Linked DNA regions of Homo sapiens: region 1 is linked to region 2. Evidence: chromatin loops called from intact Hi-C (ENCODE). Cell type or tissue: OCI-LY7. All regions are shown on one strand. Each heading gives the region's core, and the rest is flanking DNA. Links, peaks and the distances in the headings are about the cores only. Region 1 overlaps PRKCI (protein kinase C iota). Region 2 overlaps PRKCI (protein kinase C iota).

What was found. A loop is a pair of places that touch in the nucleus more often than their neighbours do. Peaks named below come from ENCODE experiments on the same cell type or tissue, not always from the same donor. Only the 100,000 strongest peaks of a DNase experiment are listed, where the experiment ranks them.
Region 1: it touches region 2 in a loop (2.1-fold over the local background); 3 of 110 quality-filtered maps call a loop at or near these places.

What each region holds. Positions count from the first base shown.
Region 1 is chr3:170,295,331-170,298,250 of GRCh38, reverse strand. PRKCI (protein kinase C iota) reads right to left here. Exons shown (of 18, transcript NM_002740.6): 15 at 2,261-2,340; 16 at 858-947. Among named protein-coding and RNA genes, the nearest start is that of SKIL, 61 kb to the left of the region's middle. In OCI-LY7, for the core only: no CTCF peak of the experiment used is centred there; a DNase peak (open chromatin) is centred at 1,350; H3K4me3 peaks cover 512 bases; H3K27ac peaks cover 1,242 bases.
Region 2 is chr3:170,235,786-170,238,705 of GRCh38, reverse strand. All of the region lies in intron 2 of PRKCI (protein kinase C iota), which reads right to left. Among named protein-coding and RNA genes, the nearest start is that of PRKCI, 15 kb to the right of the region's middle. In OCI-LY7, for the core only: no CTCF peak of the experiment used is centred there; no DNase peak of the experiment used is centred there.

The DNA.
Region 1 (2,920 bases), core at 314-2,813, 59 kb before region 2:
AATAAAAACAAGTATAAACATTGATATGGGCCTTAATAACATTACAACCTGCTTTATTACATTAATATTCAATTTTTTGGCTGGGCATGGTGGCTCACCCCTGGAATCCCAGCACTTTGGGAGGCTGAGGCGGGTGGATCACTTGAGGTCAAGAGTTCAAGACCAGCCTGGCCAACATGATGAAACCCCGTCTCTACTAAAAATACAAAAATTAGCTGGGCGTGGTGGCGTGTGCCTGTAATCCCAGCTACTCAGGAAGCTGAGGCAGAATTGCTTGAACCCAGGAGGTGGAGGTTGCAGTGAGCAGAGATCACACTACTGCACTCCAGCCTGGGTGACAGAATGAGACTCCGTCTCAGAAAAAAAATAATAAATTAAAAAAAAATTGAATTTTTTTTTTGTTTTAAAAGTTTTCTAAAAAGCAGTTTAGAAAGTGGTTTTAAGTTTTTAAAGCTGTGATATGTTAGCTAAGACAATAAAATTTGGCCCGAGATAGGCCGGGTGTGGTGGCTCACATCTGTAATCCCAGCACTTTGGGAGGCCGAGGTGGGTGTATCACCTGAGGTCAGGAGTTCGAGACCAGCCTGGCCGACATTGTGAAACCCCCCCCATCTCTACTAAAAATACAAAAATTAGCTGGGCATGGTGGTGAGTGACTGTAATTCCAGCTACTAGGGAGGCAGAGACAGAACTGCTTGAACTCGCGAGGCGGAGGTTGCAGTGAGCTGAGATCGTGCCATTGTACTCCAGCCTCGGTGACAGAGCAAGACTCTGTCTAAAAACAAACAGAACAACAACAAAAAATTGGCCCAAGATAATAATGAAACCTAATAGTTGAGTAATCAAAATTTACATACCATATCCCAATCAACATTTCGGAAGAACGGGTGTCCCTGAATATCAGCAAATCCTGTTTGAGGATGACAACCCAATCGTTCCTTAGGGTCCTATGGTGAAAGAAATGTTTCAAGAATTGGGTGAATGTCATGCTTTAAAATAAATCATCTTTGTGATCTGTGTTGTGTGCCCTCACATGATACTCTTATTTCTGAAGTTGGAATGGTCTACCTTTTATTTCTAGAAAGTACAACTCCAGAACAAATTGAGTTATTTGAAACTTGTGATTCCTCAAGGCACTTTCTCCACCCATCATGTAATTAAAACAGAGAATCATCACCAATTCCTTGCTAAAGAAAAACAGGAGGAAAAAGAGAACAGCAGAATCATTTGACAGCACCCAGCCATTTCTTTGCATGACCTAGTGTGAGAGTCAAAACATGCAAACCTCCAAACTTCATGAGAAGTTTGTTTTTAGCTTAATTTAAAATCCCCATGCCCAATTATAGCAACAAACCACCACCTGTGTAAGACAATGATACAACCATTATCTGAATCACTGGACTGAGGAGCCTGCAACTTATAAAAAGTCTTGGCTTATTCATCACTATGAATGAGAATATGTTCCCATTTTTCTTTCTGATAAAAGGTATTTTATTTTGCATATCAACACCTCTTGCCTTCATTTTTCACTATGTGAAAAATTAGGTTTCAAGTTTAAATCTTTCCTCACATAAATTGTTCATTTTTTAAAAGGCTTCAATTTCTTATTTTATTAAAACTCATTATCTTATCTATTTACCTTAGAAGGTAAATGTACATCAACTTTTCTATCATACCATTTATTTAAAGTAGAATTTATAATTGCCAAGACCACACTCCTAGATCCTAAAACTCCTCTAGCCTACCAACAGCAACAAACAATTGAATGATGTTCACATTTTTAAGAGCCAAAGATAGCATTTCATTTCTTCCGAATCTTACCTAATTATAGCATTTTTGACATGAGAATTTGTAGGGAGCACTGCGGCCCACGTGCTCAAAAAGTACATGGTAATAAATAGATTCTATGGATAATGATACAGAGAAAATGGAAACAGAGTTCAAAGTACAATTATGGCTAAACCCAAAGATTAACTCTTCCCCTATGTGAGAATATGGTATATATTATTTACACATACACAAAAATTATGTAATATATAGCTGGGGAGTAAATTTTATTGCCAAAATGGAAAGGACAACTAACTTATCTCAGGATCTAATGCTGTCAATTACTCTTTGGGTAAGAGACAAATTCTGGGTCAAACTGAAAAAGTTACATTCTCTACTGTTTTGGAATTTTACATTTCCCAAACCGCTACTGACCAGTTTGATATATATAGAAAGAGACAAATCACAAAATATTCTTATACACAATTTATACCTTATTAAGAAAACTCTTCAGAACACTTGCAGCTTTTACAGACAGAGAACGTGGTATGCGAATTTGTTTTTCCAAAATAACTAGAAAGATAAAAATTATAGTATTATATTTAACTTTTACATGGCTTTAATCTTTTTTCTTCTTTTTTGAAAGGGGCTTGTTCTGTTGCCCAGGTTGGAGTGCAGTGATGCAATCACAGCTCACTGCAGCTTTGACCTCCCGGGCTTAAGCAATCCTTCCACCTCAACCTCCCAAGTAGCTGGGACCACAGGCGCCACCATCACGCTCGGCTAAATTTTTTTTTTTTTTTTTTTTGAGATGGAGTCTTGTTTTGTCATCCAGGCTGGAGCACAGTGGCACGATCTCAGCTCACTGCAACCTCTGCCTCCCGGGTTCAAGTGCTTCTACCACTTCAGCCTCCTGAGTAGCTGGGATTACAGGCGTGTGCCACTATGCCCAGTGAGTTTTGTGTTTTTGGTAGAGATGGGGTTTCACCATGCTGGCCGGGCTGGTCTCAAACTCCTGACCTCATGAAGGTAAGTGATCCGCCCACCTCAGCCTCCCAAAGTGCTGGGATTACAGGTGTGAGCCACTGCGCCCAGCAATGGCTGGCTAATTTTAAATTTTTTTGTAGAGATAAGGGTCTCACCATATTGCTCA
Region 2 (2,920 bases), core at 238-2,737:
GCACAAGAATTGCTTGAACCAAGGAGGAGGAGGTTGCAGTGGGCGGAGATCGAGACACTGCACTCCAGCCTGGGCAACAGAGTGAGACTGTCTCAAAAAAAAAAAAAAAAAGAAAAGAAATGTTCATTATATATTGTTTATGGTAGTGAAAAACTAGAAATAGTCCAAATGTCCATCGATAAGGGATTAATCATGAAACATCTATAATATGTAATACTATGCAGTACTAAAAAAAAAAAAAGAGTAATGATGCAAATTGAAGTACACTGAAATGAAAAAATGTCCAGCGCATACTATAAAGGAAAACACTGCATAACGATTTGTATATAATTTTTTTTTTTTTGAAATGGAGTCTCGCTCTGTTGCCCAGGCAGGAGTACAACGACACAATCTCAGCTCACTGTAACCTCCGTCTCCCAGGTTCAAGTGATTCTCCTGCCTCACCCTCTCTAGTAGCTGGGATTACAGGCACCCGCCACCACGCTCAGGTAATTTTTCTATTTTCAGTAGAGATGGGGTTTCACTATGCTGGTCAGGCTGGTCTCGAACTCCTGACCTCAGGCCATCCACCCGCCTCGGCCTCCCAAAATGCTGGGATTATAGGCATGAGAAACCATGCCCGGCCCCATATAATTTTTTTTTAAGGCCATGGAGGGCCAGGGTGGGTGGCACTGGGCTCCAAGCTCCCCATGCCCACCAGGTCTGCAAAATATCAGCTGTATGTCATTTGTCATGTTAATAAAACTGTTAATAAAGAATTTATAGAAACATACATACACGTTTGCAAATGCATAGAAAATATATAGAAGGATACATACTAAGCTATTCTCTTACAATTGGAATTGGTGAGGGAGGAGAGAGAAAAAAGGAAAAACAGGAGGCTTCTTTTTACATTTCATAAATTTTTGCACTACTTTTTTTCCTGAACAGTGAACATGAATTACTTCAGGAACACTGTTTTAAAAAATGAGAATGTGTTTATGTTTACCTATAGCTTGGAGCTTCAATAATGACTTTCCAGAGTTCTTTATATCAGGGAAGATAGAAATGATCCCAAATATTGAGCTAAATATTATGACATTCCTTAAAATGAAATTCTATTTGTATAACAATTAACAGAAAACTATTGTAAAAAAAGTAGTATATTTAGGGTATCTTCTCTCTTTTTTTATTTCCACAGGTTTTCAAGGAGCAGGTGGTGTTTGGTTACATGAGTAAGTTCTTTTAGTGGTGACTTCTGAGATTTTGCTGCACCTATCACCTGAGCAGTGTACACTGTACCCAATATGTAGGCCTTTATCCCTCACCCCCAACCCACCCTTTCTTTAGGGTACCTTTTAACTAGACTTCCATAATAGTCATGTAAAATAAAATTTAATGTGATCTGCAAAGCTCTTGGGGATCTAGTCTCATGCTTCTCAAACAAATTTCTGTATTCATACAACTCACCCGTGGAGCCTGTTAAACTGTAGGCCAATTCATACTTCACCACTTCATACTTCAGATACAGTGAATTACTGCTTTTCACTCATCATGTTCTTCACATTTCTGTGCCTTTCTACATATTCTTCTTCAGCCTATATGGTTTTCTCCTCACCTCCTCTACCTCAAAAACTTCTACTCTGTTACAGGTTTATGTCAAACATTGCAGATGTATTATAGATGTGTCTTCCTTTGTATTCCTCAAGGCCCCTATGCGTTTATGTTCCAGAATTTATCACATTTGTTACACATGTGTCCATCTCCCTATCAGACTATGGGTTTGAGGATAGGAAATGTCTGTCCTCAGCACACAGATATTTGCTTCTTTTTCCCTTTTTCTTTCTTTTTTTTTTTTTTTTGAGACAGGGTCTTGCTTTGCTTGCTTTGTTGCTGGAGTGCAGTGGCACAATCAGGGCCCATCTTCAGCCTTGACCTTCCAGGCTCGAGCAATCTTCCCACCTCAGCCTCCCAAGTAGCTGGGACCACAGGTGCACGCTACCACCAGATAAGTTTTAAAAACTTTTTGTAGAGACAGGGTCTCACAATGTTGCCCAGGCTGTTCTCAAACTCCTGGCCTCAAGCAATCCTCCCACCTCAGACTCTAAAGTGCTGGGATTACAGGCGTAAGCCTACATATATGATAAATGTTTTCTGAGTACAAGTCACTGAGGTATCAGGTTTCTGCCACTACTTTGAAATAATGATTGTCAAAATCACTTTCATTCCACAATATTTTCTTTAAGGTAATATTCAGCTTAAAAATAGGTAATCTCTTAAATTAAAATATAAGACAACACATATTCAAAATTAAAGTGAAGCTGGGGGCCAGGTGTGGTGGCCCATACCTGTAATCCCAGCACTTTGGGAGGCCTAGGTGGGCAGATCACTTGAGGCCAGGAGTTCAAGACCAGCCTGGGCAACACGGCAAAACCCCGTCTCTACTACAAATACAAAAATTATCTGGGTGTGGTGGTGCACCCCTGTATCCCAGCTACTTGGGAGGCTGAGGCACAAGAATTGCTTGAACCTTGGAGGCGGAGGTTACAGTGAGCTGATATCATGCCACTACACTCCAGCCTGGGCGACAGAGCCAGACTCTGTCTCAAAAAAAAAAAATTTAAATTAAAAAATAAAGTGAAGCTGAATGCAGTGGCTCCTGCTTGCAATCCCAGTACTTTGGGAGGTCATGATGGGAAGATCACTTGAGGCCAGGAGTTGGAGACCAGCCTGGACAACTTAGCAAGACCCTGTCTTTAAAAAATAAAAAAAAAAAATTTAATTCAAAGAAAAAACAAAATTAAAGTAAAACATCACACTATTTGATGAGATGCTTACCTTATGCTTAAAAAAGTCAAGTTAGGCTGGGCACAGTGGCTCACGCCTGCAATGCCAGCACTTTGGGAGGCCGAGGTGGGCAGATCATAAGGTCAGGAGTTTG